Linked DNA regions of Homo sapiens: region 1 is linked to region 2. The links are chromatin loops, found by intact Hi-C in ENCODE. Cell type or tissue: HCT116. All regions are shown on one strand. Each heading gives the region's core, and the rest is flanking DNA. Links, peaks and the distances in the headings are about the cores only. Region 1 has its middle 5.9 kb from the start of TCN2. Region 2 holds the start of LOC105372991 (a long non-coding RNA gene).

What was found. Hi-C counts contacts between places; a loop is a spot of excess contacts. Peaks named below come from ENCODE experiments on the same cell type or tissue, not always from the same donor. Only the 100,000 strongest peaks of a DNase experiment are listed, where the experiment ranks them.
Region 1: it touches region 2 in a loop (9-fold over the local background); 16 of 110 quality-filtered maps call a loop at or near these places.

The regions. Positions count from the first base shown.
Region 1 is chr22:30,595,668-30,606,935 of GRCh38, forward strand. It overlaps a transcript of PES1 not described here. Among named protein-coding and RNA genes, the nearest start is that of TCN2, 5.9 kb to the right of the region's middle. In HCT116, for the core only: a CTCF peak has its summit at 6,628 (motif pointing left); a DNase peak (open chromatin) is centred at 6,604; H3K4me3 peaks cover 237 bases.
Region 2 is chr22:30,442,255-30,450,254 of GRCh38, forward strand. It overlaps LOC105372991 (a long non-coding RNA gene), which reads left to right and starts at 5,706. Exons shown (of 4, transcript XR_007068061.1): 1 at 5,706-5,757; 2 at 5,855-5,962. It also overlaps a transcript of SEC14L3 not described here. RefSeq lists enhancers at 406-455, 2,928-3,222. In HCT116, for the core only: a CTCF peak has its summit at 3,121 (motif pointing right); DNase peaks (open chromatin) are centred at 2,559 and 3,106; H3K27ac peaks cover 652 bases.

The DNA.
Region 1 (11,268 bases), core at 1,896-9,895, 160 kb after region 2:
CCCAGTGCCTGGTCCCAGTTCCCTGCATCCAGACCCTGCAAGGAATGTCTTTGTCAACCCTGGGTTTAAAGGTGGCCTCCCTGATTCCCTCCATTCAGACCACGGAGGGAACATTTTGTGGACCCTGGGCTTACCGGCAGGGGTGGAGGTGTAATCCGGTCAAACTCAGCTGATTCGTAGATTTTGTGAGGGTGCTTATGCTAAGAGTACTCTCAAAGGGTCACCTGGGTAAGGGAAGTGCAATTATAGGGGGTGCTTAGTACTAACGGGACAGTCTCTAGCCAACCACCTTCAGGAACCCTTTGGCTTACATGTTTAAAAACCACATGGAAAGTTCAAAGACATGCTAGCTTTTTTGGGACGCTAGCTGGCTACATATTATAGCCCGTTTTTGTGCACATTTTTAAACTGGTGGGCAAATTACATCAAGGAAAATTCAGAGCTCAAATGGTCAACCTGCAGTTACAGAGTTAACATGTAGAGTCTTCTACATTCTCTATTTTATTTTTCTACCTGCTTTAAGTCTGTTGACTTTTCTACTGGTGTTGAGATAAAACTCTTTACAGTGTTACTAATTCAAGGCTACCTGGAGATTTTTTCTATATAGTTCAGCCAGGTTCCAGCTAAAATATAAGCATTAAAAATTTAACCCTAAACTCATTGTTTTTTCAAGTGTGTGTGTGTGTGTGCGTGTGTATATGGATATGGGGTCTTGCTATGTTGCCCAGGCTGGTTTCCAACGTCTGGGCTCAAGCAGTCCTCCTGCCTCAGCCTCTGAAAGTGCTGGGATTACAGGCATGAGCCACCATGCCTGGCCCCATTTAAAACTTAAAAAAAAAAAAAAAGATTTTAAAAATCAAACTGCCATGGAAACTACCCAAAATTTTGGTTCACAGCCTCCATTAGATTACCTATTAGGATAAATAAAGTTTAGCCATGTAAACAAGTTCCAGTTTTGTCAAAAATAATTTGGACCCAACCATCTTTTATAAACCGATGACTCTGTAGTACTGAGAGATGATGCGTGCTGGCAGCCCTCACAGCCCTCGCTCGCTCTCAGTGCCTCCTCGGCCTCGGCGCCCATTCTGGCCACGCTTGAGGAGCCCTTCAGCCCCGCTGCTGCACCGTGGGAGCCCTTCTCTGGGCTGGCTGAGGCCGGAGCCGGCTCCCTCAGCCTGCGGGGAGGTGTGGAGGGAGAGGCACGGGCAGGAACCAGGGCTGTGCGCGGCGCTTGCGGGCCAGCTAGAGTTAAGGGTGGGCGTGAGCTTGGCGGGCCCGCACTCGGAGAAGCCAGCCGGCCGGCCCCGCTGGCCACGGGCAGTGAGGGGCTTAGCACCGGGCCAGCCGCTGCGGAGAGTGCGCCAGGTTCCCCAGCAGTGCCGGCCCACCGGCGCTGCGCTCAATTTCTCCCTGGACCTTAGCTGCCTCCCCGTGGGGCAGGGCTCAGGACCTGCAGCCTGCCATGCCTGAGTCTCCTCCCTGCCGCTGTGGGCTCCGGCACAGCCTAAGCCTCCCCAACGAGCGCCGCCCCCTGCTCCCCAGCGCCCGGTCACATCAACTGCCCAAGGGCTGAGGAGTGCGGGAGCATGAGAGCAGGACTGGCAGGCAGCTCCACCTGTCCTGCCAGTATGAGCTCCAGTAGGTGAAGCCAGCTGGGCTCCTGAGTCTAGTGGGGATTTGGAGAACCTTTATGTCTAGCTAAGGGATTGTAAATACACCAATCAGCACTCTATATGTAGCTCAAGGTTCGTAAACACACCAATCAGCACCCTGTGTCTAGCTCAAGTTTTGTAAATGCACCAATCTGCGCTCTGTGTCTAGCTGATCTTGTGGGGACTTGGAGAACATTTATGTCTAGCTAAGGGATAGTGAATACACCAATCGACACTCTATATCTAGCTCAAGGTATGTAAATGCACCAATCAGCACCCTGTGTCTAGCTCAGGGTTTGTAAATACACCAATTAGCACTCTGTATCTAGCTAATCTAGTGGGGTCCTGGAGAACTTTTGTGTCTAGCACAGGGATTGTAAACACACCAATCAGCACCCTGTCAAAACGGACCAATCAGCACTCTGTAAAACAGACCAATCCGTTCTCTGTAAAATGGACCAATCAGCAGTATGTGGGTGGGGCCAGATAAGAGAATAAAAGCAGGCTGCCCGACTCAGCTGTGGTAACTCGCTCGGTTTTTTTTCCACGCAGTTGAAGTTTTGTTTTTTTTTTTTTTGTTTTGAGTCGGAGTCTCACTCTGTCGCCCAGGCTGGAGTGCAGTGGCGGCATCTCGGCTCACTGCAAGCTCCGCTTCCCGGGTTCACGCCATTCTCCTGCCTCAGCCTCCCAAGTAGCTGGGACTACAGGCGCCCGCCACTACGCCCGGCTAGTTTTTTGTATTTTTAGTAGAGACGGGGTTTCACCGTTTTAGCCGGGATGGTCTCGATCGCAGTTGAAGTTTTATTCTTTCACTGTTTGCAATAACTCTTACTGCTGCTCACTTTTTGGGTGTACACTGCGTTTATAAGCTGTAACACTCACTGGGAAGGTCTATGGCTTCACTGCTGCAACCAGCGAGACCACGAACCCACCAAAAGGAAAAAAACTCCGAAAACATCCGAGCATCAGAAGGAACAAACTCCGGACATGCCGTCTTTAAGAACTGTAACACTCACCTTGAAGGTTGGCAGCTTCATTCTTGAAGTCAGTGAGACCAAGAACCCACCAATTCCGGACACAGTACTATGCCAGGATTAGAGCTCTAAGGTAAAACCCGTAAAAAAAAAAATTATTTTTTCACTCTGTTTAGTAGGTTGGAGTGCAGTGGTAACAATCTCCGGTCGCTGCAACCTCTGCTTCCCGGGTTTAGGTGATTCTCGTGCCTCAGGTTCCTGAGTAGCTGGGATTAAAGGTGTTTGCTACCACGCCTGGCTCATTTTTGTATTTTTAGTAGAAGTTGGGTTTTGCCATGCTGGCCAGGCTGGTATTGAACTCCTTACCTTAAGTGACCCCCGCACCTCGGCCTCCCAAAGTGTTAGGGTTACAGGCATGAACCACCACAACCGGCCTAAAGCTGTAAGATTTTTATTTGTGTATATATGTGGTTAGATGTGTTTACATATGTTGTATATTGTGTCTACATGGTACCAAGTTGACTTAAAAATAAATACTCGTAAATTAAGAAAGCCCAAATATATTTTTCAAGTTTATGTGACTTAAGTAAAATTTTTTTTTTTTTTTTTTTTTTTTTTTTTGAGATGGAGTCCTGCTCTGTCATCCAGGCTAGAGTGCAGTGGTGCGATCTTGGCTCACTGCAACCTCCGTTTCCTGGGTTCGAAGCGATTCTCCTATCTCAGCCTCCTGAGTAGCTGGGGTTACAGGCATGTGCCACCATGACCAGCTACTTTTTGTATTTTTAGTTAGAGATGGGATTTTTACTATGTTGGCCAGGCTGGGCTCAAACTCCTGACAAGTGATCCACTTGCCTCAGCATCCCAAAGTGCTGGGATTACAGGCATGAGTCACAGCGTCTGGCCTGACTCAAGTAAATCTTTAATAAATAAACTGGTTTTAAAAGTTATTGGTAAAATAAAAATGTCTTCAAAATTGTTAACATACATTTTTGCCTTGGTTTATTGGTCAAAGTTTTTTTACATGTGTCTCTGCTAGATACTTTAAGGGTGTTGGGGGTTTGGCATAAAGATTGTAAAACTATAAACCCAGCCGAAACCAAAATGACCTTTGTGTGTGATTTTTTGATAAATATGACTAATTTAATATAACTAGTTTAATAGGAAACAGCGAAATCTTCCGAGTTATCAACAAAATAAGTACGTATTTTAAGATTCTTAGGTGAACATCTGATAGTCACAGGCTGTAAAAATAACAAATTTAATGATTACCTTTGTCTAATATCTCAGTTCTCATAACTAGTCTAAGGCAATGGTGAAAAATATAGGCTGGGCGCGGTGGCTCACGCCTGTAATCCCAGCACTTTGGGAGGCTGAGGTGGGCGGATCACCTGAGGTTGGGAGATCAAGACCAGCCTGACCAACATGGAGAAACCCCGTCTCTACTAAAAATACAAAAATTAGCCAGGCATGGTGGTACATGCCTGTAATCACAGCTACTCGGGAGGCTGAGGCGGGGGAATCGCTTGAACCTGGCAGGCAGAGGTTGCGGTGAGCCGAGATTGAGCCATTGCACTCCAGCCTGGGCAATAAGAGAAATTCCATCTCAAAACAAAAAGAAAATGAAAGCAAAAATAAATGAATATATATGATAAATGCTTATAAATACAATTGTCATGTAATTTAAAATATTTATGTTAAATTAAATAACTGCTCATTAAATGCCTGGGTCATTTTCAATTTAAAAAATACGTTACAGGGCCAGGCTAGGTGGCTCACGCCTTTAATCCCAGCACTTTGGGAGGCAGAGACAGGCAGATAGCCTGATCTCAGGAGTTTGAGACCACCCTGGGCAAAATGGTGAAAACCCCATCTCTACTAAAACATAAAAAAATTAGCCAGGTGTGGTGGCACAAGCCTATAGTCCCAGCTACTTGGGAGGATGAGGTGCAAGAATTGCTTGAGCCAGGGAGATGGAGGTTGCAGTGTCAAGTTGAGGTTGTCAGGTTTTTTATCTTCAGCCTCTCGGCTCCTTCAGACTTCAGGGGGTAGGTTTGCATGTAGCTGCTCACTGCAGAACAGTCTTATATAACATAGATAAAGAACTCTTGGCCAGGCGTGGTGGTTCACACCTGTAATCCCAACACTTTGGGAAGCTGAGGTGTGAGCATCGCTTGAACTCGGGAGTTCGAGACCAGCCTGGGCAAAAAAGCGAGGTCCTGTCTCTATTAAATATAAAAATAAGGCCAGGTGTGGTGGCTCATGCCTGTAATCCCAGCACTTTGGGAGGCCGAGGCCGGTGGATCACGAGGTCAGGAGATGGAGACCATCCTGGCTAACACGGTGAAACCCCGTCTCTACTAAAACTACAAAAAATTAGCCAGGAGTGGTGGCGGGCGCCTGTAGTCCCAGCTATTCAGGAGGCTGAGGCAGGAGAATGGCGTGAACCCGGAGGCAGAGCTTGCAGTGAGCCGAGATCGCGTCACTGCACTCCAGCCTGGGTGACAGAGCGCGAGACTCCATCTCAAAAACAAAACAAAAAAAAATTGGGGATGGGCTCCATTAAATGGTTCTGTCTTGACATCTTTTATGCGATAAAAGCTGGAATAGTAGGGGTATGGAAAGCTGGGAGCTGGCTGGATCGATCTCTCTCTCTTAAGGTAATCTCAGGGTTTATCCATGTGGATTACCTTTGTGGATCAGTTTGTAGCTGCCTCAAGGCAGTTGTACTGCTTACATGACAGCTCAGTACTCCAGCTCAAGTGTTCAAGTGAGCAAGGTGGAAGTTGCATTTTCTTTTCTGACCTCGAGTTATATATCATCACTTCTGCATTCTGCTACTGACAAGGATGTCACAAACCTGCCTAGATTCAAAGGGAGGGGAATTAGACTCATCTCTTCATGGATGAATGACAAAATTACAGAAAACCATGTGGAACAGCTGGTATTGTTAGACAGCTTTGAAAACACAATCTGACACATCCTCTTTATCTCTCTTAATGCTTTTTGCCAACGATTATTTGATCTAATTTTTTTTTTTTTAAGATGGAGTCTCAGTCCGTCGCCCAGGCTGGAGTGCAGTGGTGCGATCTCAGCTCACAGCAGCGTTCGCCTCCTGGGTTCCAGCGATTCTCCTGCCTCAGCCCCGAGTAGCTGGGATTGCAGGTGTGAACCACCATGTTTGGCTCATTTTTGTATTTTTAATACAGACAGGGTTTCACTATGTTGGCCAGGCTAGTCTCAAACTCTTGCCCCTCAAGTGATCTGCCTGCCTCAGCCTCCCAAAGTGCTGGGATTACAGGCGTAAGCCACTGCGCCCAGCCTCATTCATGTCTTTTTATGGCTTAATGGCTCACTTAGTTTTATCACTGTTTTTATATATGCAATATTTCATTGTATAGATGTACCGCAATTTGTTTATGCATTCATTGAAGGATACCTTGGCTGCTTCCGGTTTTTAGCAGTTACAAATAAAGTTATGAACTTTTTTTTTTTTTTTCCAGACACAGTCTCGCTCTGTTTCCCAGGCTGGAGTGCAGTGGCCCAATCTCAGCTCACTACAATCTCTGCTTCCCAGGTTCAAGTGATTCTCGTGCCTCAGCCTCCCGAATAGCTGGGATTACAGGTACGTGCCACCACACCCAGCTAATTTTTGTATTTTTAGTAGAGACGGAGTTTCACCATGTTGATCAGGTTGGTCTTGTTCTCCTGACCTTGTGATCCACCCGCCTCGGCCTCCCAAAGTGCTGGGATTACAGGTGTGAACCACCGCACCTGGCCCCTTCTTTTCTTTTCTTTTTTTTCTGATGTGGTTTGGCTCTGTGTCCCCACCCAAATCTCATCTTGAATTGTAATTTCCACTTGAGGGAGACACCTGGTGGGAGGTGACTGGATCATGGAGGTGGTTTCCCCCATGCTGTTCTCATGATAGAGAGGGAGTTCTCACAAGAGCTATGGTTTTAAGTGTGGCACTTTCTCAATCTCTCTACTGCCACCTTGTGAAGAAGGTGCTTGCTTCCCCTTTGCTTTCTGCCACGATTGCAAGTTTTCTGAGGCCTCCCCAGCCATGCACAACTGTGAGTCAATTAAACCTCTTTATAAATTACCGAATTGCAGGTATTTCTTTATAGCAGTGTGAAAACTAATACTTTTTTTTTTTTGACACAAGAGTTCCACCCGCCTTGGCCTCCCAACGTGCTGCGATTACAGGTGTGAACCACCATGTCCGGCCTCTTTTTTCTTTTATTTTCTTTTCCTTTTTTTCTTTTCTTTTGATAAAGATAGGGGCTCACTATGTTGCCCAGGCTTGTCTCAAACTCCTGGCCTCAAGTGATCCTGCCACTTTGGCCTCCCAAAGTGCTGAGGTTACTGCACCCAGACAATTATTTCTTTGATGGACTATGCTTTAGGTGTTGTATCTAAAAAGGCATCACCTCTTCTTGAAGTTTTATAGTTTTGTGTTTCATAGTTAGGTCTATTTCAAGTTAATTTTTTGTGAAAGGTGTATGTTTAGGTTGATTTGTTTTGCATATAGACATCCAATTGTTCCTGCACCATTTGATGAAATGTCTTACTATTACACTAATAGTGTCTTGCTATTTATCTTAACTTGAAAGCAATTTGTGTGTGTGTGTGTGTGAGAAGGAGTCTCGCTCTGTTGTCCAGGCTGGAGTGCAGTGGCGTAATCTTGGCTCACTGCAACCTCTACCTCCTGGGTTCAAGCAATTCTCCAGCCTCAGACTCCCAAGTAGCTGGGACTACAGGAGCCCACCACCAGGCGCAGCTAATTTTTGTATTTTTAGTAGAGACTGGGTTTCGCCACGTTGGTCAGGCTGGTCTCGAACTCCTGACCTCAGGTGATCCACCCACCTCGGCCTCCCAAAGGGCTGGGATTTCAGGCATGAGCCACTGCGCCCAGCCACTTGAAAGTAATTTTAAACTCACAGGCCCCCTAAAAGGTTCTTGGAGACTACCAGTCATCCAGTGACCACAGTTGGGAACCAATGCTCTAGTTGATGGGATTTTTTTATGATTTTATCTTTGCTTTCTCCTCCTCTTCCTCCTTTTCTTTCTTTCTGTTTTTGTTTGTTTTTTGTTTTTTGTTTCTCCGAGATGGGGTCTTGCTCTGTCACCCAGGCTGGAGTGCAGTGGCATGATCTTGGCTCACTGCAACCTCTGGCCCCCAGGTTCAAGCAATTCTCCCGCCTCAACCTCCCAAGTAGCTGGGACCACAGGCACATGCCACCATGCCCGGCTAATTTTTGTATTTTTAGTAGAGACTGGATTTCACCCTGTTGGTCAGGCTGGTCTCGAACTCCTGACCTCAGGTGATCCACCCGCCTCGGCCTCCCAAAGTGCTGGGATTACAGGTGTGAGCCACTGTGCCTGGCCTTAAAATATGATTTTAATATATATACACTTTTAATCACTAAAATAGATATTTCATATAGAACTAGAGTTGTGTATTTGTTATATTCATTCTTCTCATGCCATCTTCATGCATACAATTTTATTTTTCTCTTTTGGGTTAATTTTTAGGCTAGTCCTCGCCAAGTCAGCCTAAAACCACCAGAAACAAACCCAGTTGTTGACTTATTCCAATGAGGGAAACCACCCAGCAGAGGAACTATAGTGATCTGGCTGAACAAAGGGAAAGGTTATTAAAGAATTGAAGGGAAGGGTGGAGTTAGGTGAAGTGTAAAGCAAGCAGTGTTTTGAGGCAAGCAGGCTCCAAGTATCACAGGGCTGTGTATGAAGGGTCCGCTTCAGGTCTGGACGGCAAAGTGGACCTAGAGTCTTGTTTCCTTGGAAACTACAAAGTTAAGAAAAATGTGGAATGCTGAGTCCAGAAACACCTTATCTGAGACTGCTTGTCTGTGTCAAAATGACATAGCTCTTTTAGGCAACAGTGGGATGTTCTGTTCTTACTAATAGGATATCAAACAGCAAATTTCTGATTGCTTGTGCTTTTAGGGGGAAAAATATAAATAATCAGTAAAAAAAGTAGTAGTCACCCAAATAGCTGTAGCATGCATGGCCTTGATAGAAATGTTTCCTGTTGGCCAGGCGCGCTGGCTCATGCCTGTAATCCCAATACTTCGGGAGGCTGAGGCAGGCAGATCACTTGAGGTCAGGAGTCCGAGACCAACCTGGCCAACAGGGTGAAACCCTGTCTCTACTAAAAATACAAAAATTAGCTGGGGGTGGTGGCGCATGCCTGTGATGTCAGCTACTCAAGAGGTTGAGGCAGGAGAATCGCTTGAACCCGGGAGGAGGGTGTAGTGAGCCGAGATCATGCCATTGCACTCCAGCCTGGGCAACGAGTGAGACCCTGTCTCAAAAAAAATAAATAAATAAGAAAAAATAAGAAATGTTTCCTGTTGATGTTGCAGCTGGCTTGCAGCTGGCTTTAGAGGTCCCTGTTATCCCAGTCTAGTGGGAGCACAGGCAGACTTTTACTTTCTCATTCCAAGCTAGTTTTCACCACAAATAGAAATCTTGATCTGGCCAGGTGCAGTGGTTCATGCCTGTAATCCCAGCTCTTTGGGAGGCTGAGACAGGAGGATCGCTTGAGCCCAGGAGTTCAAAAATAAAAAAAATAGAAATCCTGATCTAAATGATGTAATCATTTTTGTTTTTCACATTCCCTGACCACATGACCTGAAATAGCACTACCCCTGACCAGTCACTCTATTTCTTTTTTTAATTTTACTTTATTTTTAGGACAGGGTCTCCTTCTGTCGCCCAGACTGGAGTGCAGTGGTCTGATCTCAGCTCACTGCAACCTCAGCCTCCTGGGCTCAAGTGATCCTCCCACTTGTAGCCTCTAGATTAGCTGAGACTTACAGGCACACACCACCATCCCTGGCATTTTTTGGTTTTGTTTGTTTTTTAGAATCAGGGTCTCACCATCTTGCCTAGACTGGTCTCAAACTTGTGGGCTCAAGCAATCCTCCTGCCTTGGCTTCCCAAAGTGCTGGGATTACAGGCATGAGCCACCAGTATTTCTAATATGTATGGGAAATATGCTGTCTTCCTATTCCTACTCCCCCACCCTCTAGCACTGAGTCCAGGTAGGTAGGCAGGGGGGTGTCTCCCTCCTTTACTTCGACACCCTAACTACCTTGGGGATCAGAAGTGACTCTCTGGAAGGATGCTGCTGCTTCTCACCAGAGGCTGACGATAACGAAGGCTATCCTCCATGGCCACCTCCTCCAGGCTGCCTTCCTGGAAATAGGAATCATAATAGTTGTTACTGGAAACAGGCAGAGGGTTGGGGGAGCCAAGGCAGTCCCACCCAGGACCAAGGTGGCTCCATTGCACACACTTCACCATGACTCCCCTGAAGGTCCAAACGTGCGGTTCTGCGGAAGTTGGGCTCCCCACTGGCCTCCCTCCTTCCTCAGAACCTCCAGGGGTGCTCCTCCTAGTGGCCACATCCAGCCTTTCTGACTGGACAACCTATCATTTAAAATTTTCAAGTAGTTCCGTAAACAGACACACGTTGCTGTATTTATTTATGTCAAGGGCTTGGTTTGTGATAAATCAGGCTCAAAAAGATTGTCTTAAAAGAGTGAACCTTGGCAATTTACCATAAAATAATTGCAATGCAGATTGTGCATGGAAATGATTGGAGATATTTTAAGGTCATAGTGTCTTCACAAATTGAGCTGAAAGGGAACTGTTAGGATGATCTTGCCTAACCCTCTCTTCTCACACAGGAAGAACTATTTTAAACTCGAGAGGTTAAGTGACCTGGCCAAAGTCACACAGCCACCACTAGTTAACTCGTATACATTGATTCTCCTGTGGGGCTGGGCAGATGAGGAATCTTTTGTTCTCTTCCCTGTTTGCAGAGATTTTTTTTGAGGTTACTTTCCGAGTTCTGGCAAGTACCCCTGCTTCTGGTAGCTTTGTGTCTCGATTCAATCTCATTCTTTTTATTTTATTTTATTTTTGAGACAGGGTCTCACTTTGTCACCCAAGCTGGAGTGCAGTGGTGTAATCTTGGCTCACTGTAGCCTCCACCTCTTGGGTTCAAGCGATCCTCCTGCCTCAGCCCCCCAAGTAGCTGGGATTACAGACGTCTGCCACCACGCCAGGCTAATTTATGGTTTTTTGTATGTGTTTTTTGTGTTTTTGTAGAGACAGTGTTTCCCCATGTTGCCCAGGCTGGTCTCCAACTCCTGAGCTCAAGTGATCTGCCCGCCTCAGCCTTTCAAAGTGCTAGGATTACAGGTGTGAGCCACCGTGCCCGGACTTAATCCCATTCTTTAACTTGTTTTGTTTTGTCCTCTCCAGGAGGCTCCCAGCCCTTTCGGATTGGTTGAGAAAAGTGGCCTGGCTGGTCTGGGGCCAGCGGCACCCACCCTCCCCTCAATTGCCCAACTCCCCCCCCCCACCGAACTGCCCAACTCCCCCTCCCCAACTGCCCAACTCCCCCACCCCCACAATCCCCTCCCGCCACAACTGAGGGAGGCGGTGCTGAAAAACAGCTGACTCCAGCAATGCTGCTCACGTGACCACTGCAGCTGCAGCTCCCGTTCCACTCCTTGTCCTGGGCTAGGTGGGCACTACCAGGGGCTCCTTTGGTAAGGAGTACCGGGTAGGCACCCGGTCCTGCCAATCCACCACTGGAACAGCTG
Region 2 (8,000 bases), core at 1-8,000:
CTACTCAGGAGGCTGAGGGAAGAGAATCACTTGAACCTGGGAGGCAGAGGTTGCAGTGAGCTGAGATCACGCCACTGCACCCCAGCCTGGGCAACAGAGAGGGACTCCATCTCCAACAAACAAACAAACAAACAAAAAACATATATTAAACAATTACTCATCAGTTTTGGAAAGAAGTGGGCAGTTCCCCTAACTGACGGTTCCTCCTCTTTTTAGACCATATAGGGTAATGTCCTGATGTTGCCATGGCATTTGTAAACTGTTGTGGTGCTGGTGGGAGTGTCTTTTAGCATGCTAATGTACTATAAGTAGCATATCATGAGCAACGAGGATGATCAGAGGTCACTTTCTTTGCCATCTTGGTTTTAGTGGTTTTCGGCTGGCTTCTTTACCACATCCGGTTTTGTGTTATGTTGGGTTTTTGGTTTTTTTTGTTTTTTTTTTTTTGAGACGGAGTCTTGCTCTGTCACCCAGGCTGGAGTGCAATGGTGTGATCTTGGCTCACTACAACCTCTGCCTCCCAGGTTCAAACAATTCTCCTGCCTCAGCCTCCTGAGTAGCTGGGATTACAGGCACATGCCACCATGTCCTGCTAATTTTGTATTTTTAGTAGAAACGGGGTTTCACTATGTTGGTCAGACTGTCTCGAACTCCTGACCTCAAGTGATCCACCTGCCTCGGCCTCCCAAAGTGCTGGGATTACAGGTGTGAGCCACCGCACCCAGCCACCACATCCTGTTTTATCAGCAAACTTTTTGTGACCTGTATCTTGTGCCAACCTTCTATCTCATCCTGTGACTAAGAATGCCTAACCTCCTGGGAATGCAGCCCAGTAGGTCTCAGCTTTATTTTACCCAGTCCCTACTCAAGATGGAGTCACTGTGGTTTGAAAGTCTCTGATGTTAGGATTGGGGAAGACGCTTGACTGCCAGAATCAGAGGTTGGACACTAAACATAGGGACAGGCTGACATGGGAGGCTGGAGGTGGGCACACGGCTGCTGTGGGATAGAGGGATAGAGAGGACATAAACCCAGAGTCAGTGTCCTGTTGGTTCTACCCCATTTCAGCACCTGTCACTTGGAGTGGACCCCTCGTACTTTTCTTAGCTCCTACTCTCGTATCTATCTCCCTCTTCCCTTCTCCCAGGGGACGAGTGCCAAATGGTCTCTCCCTGCCATTTTGATATCTTCTCTCCAGTCCTGCTCACTCTCTCTCTATATATATTATTTTTCATGAGAAGCAGTCTCGCTCTGTCACCCAGGCTGGAGTGCAGTGGTACGATCTCGGCTCACCGCAACTTCTGCCTCCTGGGTGCAAGCGATTCTTCTGCCTCAGCCTCCCGAGTAGCTGGGATTACAGGCGCCTGCCACCACGCCTGGCTAATTTTTGTATTTTTAGTAGAATTGGGGTTTCACCATGTTGGCCAGGCTGGTCTTGAACTCCTGACCTCGTGATCCGCCTGCTCCACCCTCCCAAAGTGCTGGGATTACAGGCGTGACTCGCCGCGCCCAGCCTTGCTCACTCTATTTTTAAAGTGCCAAACAAATCCCCTCCCTCTTTCTCAAAGCACAGTGATGTGCCACTGAGCCCTGCCCAGCACCTCAGTGGAGGGGGCCTGCTTGCTCTTTGTTTTGGTCCCAGATCCTGGGGTGGGAGAGAAATGTTTGCTGGGCCAGGGTTGGGAGAGGGTTGGAGAGCTGCAGCCACCTACCACTGCTGTACCCCAGGAATACGGCACATGGACATGGCACCCCCCTGCCCAGATGATAAACATGAGCTCCCAAAACATTCTTTTAAATAAATTAGAGGAGCGCAAGGGGGAAAGGGAATTCCTATTCCCAAAGGTTATTTTCGGGGAGGGAAGGCTGTGCATAGGGCCATATTCTTTAGAATCTGTTTTATTAACTGACCTGTTTTGGGACATGTTACCCAAATAAAAGGTGTTTCTAAACAAAACAAGACAAAAATAACAACAAAAGGCCAATCTTAGGTTCTAAAATAGTGATGTTACCTGCAGGAGTACTTGGGGAAGCTGCATATCTTCTGACCTCCAGAATAATGACTGGCTATCATTTATGTCTACACCTTAGGAGAATTCAGCCTTCTCTGTTCTCCTACCCTGGTGGTCTCTTATTAGCTTCGCAAAGGTGGTTGAGTTTTGGGGAAGGGCTATTATCATTTAAACTATAAACTGTCTCCCAAAGTTAGCTTGGCCTAAGCCCAGGAATAATTAGGGGCAGCTTGAAGGCCTGGGGCGAGATCAGGACTTGGCTAGATCATATCTCTTTCACTGCCATAATTTTCTCACTGTTATAATTTTTGCAAAAGTGGTTTCACTCTGGGCTCCCTCTAGGCCAACACTCCCCCCATTGCTGTAGTAGCTGCCTCCTCTGTGAGCATTTATCCTGGAGGCTGCACATCATCTGTGTGGCTTTCAGACGCCATTGGCCTCATGGTGAAGTGGGGTTAGCAACAGAGACTCCTCCCACCAGCTTGGGAGGGCTGAAGTGAGACATCCCAGGTTCCTGGCCCAGAATGGGCAGTCGCCCCCTCCCAGGCAGCCCAGCCCCTGCCTCTGCCCCAAACACCCAGGGGTAGTTGCTGAGTTTAGCAAATAACAGGGTGCTCAAATGTGAATTTCGGATAAACAGCAAAGGATGTTTTAGAAGTGTACCCCTAACATTGCATGGCACATACTTATACTAAACTGGGCATCCTGTATTTTACCTGGCAACCTTACTTGAAGGGGTATCCACAGAGCTGGAATACCTCCTTCAAACACTCTAGCCATGTACAACTGGGAAGCTCTTTCTCCAGGGAAAGCTTACCTCTTTCCTGGGCAGGGGACCAGAAGCAATTCTTTGGGGCTTTGAGTTCTGTGCTAAGTCATTCATATGGGTGGGGAAACAGGTACAGAGAGGTCAACTAGACAGGAGGTGGCAGATGGTGGTTGTGATGGGAAATCGCCATTCCCTGTGTAAGAGGATGGAGCGGACCTCAGCTGGGATGGGGCGGGGTCTTTTCCCACCCCCGGGTTTTGTGGCCTTTGTCCTAGTGCATGCTGGGAGTCGGGCCCCAAGTGGCCATCTTCACGCAATACTAGCAATAACCACAAGGGGGGAGCACCTCCCAACGTGCCCATGTTGGCCGATTCAAACTGATTATTGATAAACTCTTAGTGAATTGCTCATAGTGGGCACCGGGTCCTGTTCTAAGCAATTCATGCGATGTGACTCATTTAATCTTAACAACCTTCAACAGAAATGGGGTACAAAAAATAATAATAATCTTCATAACCTCATCTTGAGATGGATGTTGTTATTAGGTCTCTGTTTCCTAGAGTTAAAATCACTGACCCAAGCTCACGCAGTCCCCTAACTCCCGATACCTCCCCCAGCCTAGGACTGCTTTTGCCCACTGCCCTTCCAGCCTATGACCCTCTACACAGTCAGGGGATGATTCATAGGCTGTGTGACCTTGGGCAAGTTACCTAATGTTCTGAGCATTGGTTTTCTCTCTGCACAGTTCTCTGTAATGACCTGAAGCTGTTGTGAGGATTACAGACAAAATGATTCACAAAGCATCCAGGCAGAGTGGGGCTCACAGCAAGAGCTCCACAAATACTGGCCATTATTTTTGTGGCAAGAGACATCCACTTCAAGGGCAAATGATTGAATCGTTCCATCTGTGTCTAACCCAGATATAAAAAATGCCAATTACATGGTTCAAGGATTCCACTTTTAAGAATTTATTCAGAGGAACTAATTGGACAATTGTCCAGAGATGTGCATCTGAGGATTGTTGGGGTCTTATTTGTGTGAGCTAAAAGCTTGGGAATTCCTTAATTGCCCATTGCATAAAGAAACATTCTGATCTGATCACACTGGTGGCTGAATCTCTCCAGGTCCCTCCTCTGTCCCAATACTTTTCATGGCTTATGACGGTCCCCAGGATCCAGTCTGAACACATCAGTTTGGCATTCAAAATCCCCTGGCCTCATCTCTCACCACACACATCCCTGCACCCATGCTATTGCCTCCCCTGAATCCTCGTCATTCTCTGGATGTGCCCTGCCCACCCTGCCTCCCTGCCTTTGCTCAGGCCATGTCATCTGCCAGCAATGCCCGCCCCCCATCCCATTTCCCTTTTTTCCCAGCCTTCAAGGTCCAGCTCTAACGGTACCCGCTCCATGAACCCTGCTTGGCTCCCTCCCCAAGACGGAATCATCTTGCCCTACAGTCCCCTCCATCACGCGCTCAGCCCTCCCCTTGGACACCCACAGAGCACGTGGATGGAGCTCTTTCTGTGTGCCATGCACTGAGCTAAGCATCGCATTATGTAACCTCCATCGCATTATGTAGCCTCATGAGACAGGTGCCATCATTATCACCTTCCTGCAGATGAGAAAATGAAGTCCACTGTGCAGTGACCCTTCATCAGCATTAACTCTGTGAACCCAAAAGTATCTGAAACAGGTCTCAATCAATTTAGAGGGTTTATTTTGCCAAGGTTAAGGATGTGGCCATGACACAGCCTCAGGAGGTCCTGACAACATGTGCCCAAGATGGTTGGGGTACAGGTTGCTTTTATACCATTTGGGAGGACATAAGACATCAATCAATACATGTAAGATTTACATTGGTTTGATGTGGAAGGATGGGGCAACTCCAAGCAGGGGCTTCCAGGTAATAGGTAGATTTAAAAATTTTCTGATTGGCAATTGGTTGAAAGAATTATCAATAGAAAGAAATTATCAATAGAAAGTCTGGGTTAGCGGGAGGTGGAGGTTGCAGTGAGCTGAGATTGCGCCATTGCACTCCAGCCTGGGTGACAACAGCGAGACTTTGTCTCAAAAAAAATAAAAGAAAGTCTGGGTTAGGATAAGGGTCATGGAGCCCAAGGGTTTTTTGTTTTTGTCTGTTTTTGTTTTTTTGAGACAAAGTCTCCCTCTGTCACCCAGGCTGGAGTGCAGTGGTGCGATCTTGGCTCACTTCAACCTCTGCCTCCCGGGTTCAAGCTATTCTCCTGCCTCAGCCTCCTGAGTAGCTGGGATTACAGGTGCCCGCCATCAGGCCTGGCTAATTTTTGTATTTTTAGTAGAAATAGGGTTTTTCCATGTTGGCCAGGCTGGTCTTGAACTCCTGACTTCAGGTAATCCACCCGCCTCGGCCTCCCAAAATGCTGGGATTACAGGCGTGAGCCACCGCGCTGGGCCAAGACCAAGGTTTTATCATGGACTTAGGGTCTGTGTCGATGTTCATGTTGGTCAGCTTTTCCTGAATTCCGAAAGGGAGGAGGGTATCATGACGCACGTCCGACCCCACTCCCTTCCCATCATGGCCTAAACTACTCTTTCAGGTAAACTTTGCAATGCCCCTGGCCGAGAGGAAGGGTCCATTCAGATGTTTGGTGGGGGATCTTAGAATTTTATTTTTGGTTTACAACTCTTACTAGTGTTAGTAAATCCATCGTGAGTGAGGAGGACTTTGGAGCCTTCCTTAAAATCAGGGGGCATTGCAGATAGGTGTGTGTGTTTGGCAGGGCTGGGGTGGGTGTCGCTGGAAGAGGACTGTGGAAGTGTTTGGCTTGGGCCCAGCTCAGCCATGCCCTAGGCTTATCTGTGGGCTCCAGGTTCCTTCCCCAGCCTCTTCTGGGCCTATTTAAGGAGGCTTTGGGGTGGCGGGCAATGTTTTTTTTTTTTTTCATGATGGCTGCCCCCAAGGGTCTTCTGCTGGTTGCTCTAGTCTTGCTACTTGGTAAGTTCTGGGCATAGGACTCCCTTGGGAGAGGGGGTGGTGGAGCAAGGGCCTTCCTCCTGCCCTCTCTGCCCATGACCAAGCCTCCCTTGGCCAGCTGTGCACCTGGTAAGGCCGCTCCGGGATAACCACCACCCCAGGCCTGGGCTGCAGGTCTTGGCATCCTGAAGATACAAGCAAGAGGAGACTTCTTTCCTCATAGCCTGTGAGTCACTCTGCTGGGTGCCCTCTGACAGCCCTACCCCCCCAATGCCTCTGACCCCTGGGGTCCCTTGCTCCTTCCCCCAATGAGATCTGAAGCCACCAGGATCCCAGGTCACCCATTTCTCTCCCTTGACCGTCACAGTGCATCTGGGGAGCCTTTCAGTCTTGTCGCAGGTTGAGCAGGGGCCTCCTGGGGTCCAGGGCAGTCCTGCTTCCTGAGGCTAGGGCTCCCCAGCCAGGCCAAACCCCAGGTGCAGGGCTCACTCCTATCCTGCTCTCTTGGCCTCCTGAGCAGAGCTTGGCATGCAGTAGATGCTCAGTAAACACTAAACAAATGCCTTACATTCTCCTAAAAAAAAAAAAAAAAAAAGCCCAGACCAGGAGTGGTGGCTCACACATGTAATCCTAGCACTGGGAGGCCAAGGTAGGAGGATTGCTTGAGGTCAGGAATTTGAGACCAGCCTGGGCAATGTAACAATACCTCATCTCTACCAAAAAAAAAAAAGAAAGAAAGAAAGAAAGAAAAAAAACCCAGGCATGGTGATGTGTACCTGTGGTCTCAGCCACTCAGGAGGCTGAGAGGGGAGAATCACTTGAGCCCAAGAGCTCAAGGTTGCAGTGAGCTATGATCGCACCACTGCACTCCAGCCTGGGCCACAAAGCAAAGCCCTGTCTCTAAAAAACAAACAAACAAACCTCCAAAACTTCTTTCCCTTCCTTGGTCTGCCCTAGGCCCTCTGAGTATAGATAACCCCTCTTAGAAGCAGCATGGCAAGGCGGTCAGGAGCCCAAATGGGAAAAAGAATTAACTGGAGACCACGTAGGGGGTGAGTCCTCTTACACACAGGCCAGTTACTCACACAGACAAAAATTAGTTACTGGCAGGGAGGGGTAAAGGCCTACTTAGCTTGCATTTTCGTACCATTTGGTATGCCATCACTTGCGAGTTTGAGTGTGAGTTCTGTAGCTCATGGCTGCATATAATCACGGGCAGATGACAGCAAGACTTCCCAGACTCACTTTCCACATCTGTAAAATTGAGGTGGTTATGAGAAAACAAAACAAACAAAAAGAAATGAAAATCCTGAACTCCAGAGGGTCACCAATACTAAGGCATATGCTAAGTTAGTGTTTTATAAAATAGGATTCTATGTGTCATTCTATAATAGAATGACATTATACAATAACTTAATCAAGTACTTTTTCATGCATAAAAGGTATTTTGTGAAAGTTCACAGCTCCACAGAACCCTACTTGTCTGGTCAAGCTGTAACTTAGCCAGTACCTGATTACAGAAGCTCCCCAAGGGTTCCAGTCTGTCCGTTCTTTTTTCTTTTCTTTTCTTTTCTTTTCTTTTTTTTTTTTTTGAGATGGAGTCTTGCTCTGTCGCCCAGGCTGGAGTGCAGTGGCGCGATCTCAGCTCACTGCAACCTCCGCCTCCCAGTTTCAAGTGATTCTCCTGTCTCAACCTCCCGAGTAGCTGGGACTACAGGCTTGCACCACCATGCCCAACTAATTTTTGTATTTTTAGTAGAGATGGGGTTTCACCATGTTGGCCAGGCTTGTCTCGAACTCCTGGCCTCAGGTGATCCACCTGCCTTGGCCTCCCAAAGTGTTGGGATTACAGATGTGAGCCACCACGCCTGGCCCCAATCTGTCCCTGTTGTAAATCAGCGCTGTGGTGAGGAAATACTCCTGGATCAGGGAGAATCAGGAGAATTGTCTCTCCTCAGAGGGCCTGTTCTGGACTGGGTGTGATAGTCACAGGCTGGCCTGGCTTCCTGATGTCAGTTGCTCTCTGTGGTCCCTCCCCGCTACTGCTGTCCAGGTTCACGGACACTTGTTCTTGGTTTTGTCCCACTGCCCTTTCTGGTCTCAGCCACACGCTTGCTTTTCTAGGCCCTCAGTTGATGGGAAATAAATGGGCACGATGTAGTTCAACATGGGATGGCTATGTTGAGGTAGCGGGGGCATGGAGTCCAGGACGAGCCCTCTCACCCAGCTCTTCCACGGCCCCTACTTCTGGGTTTACCTCATCT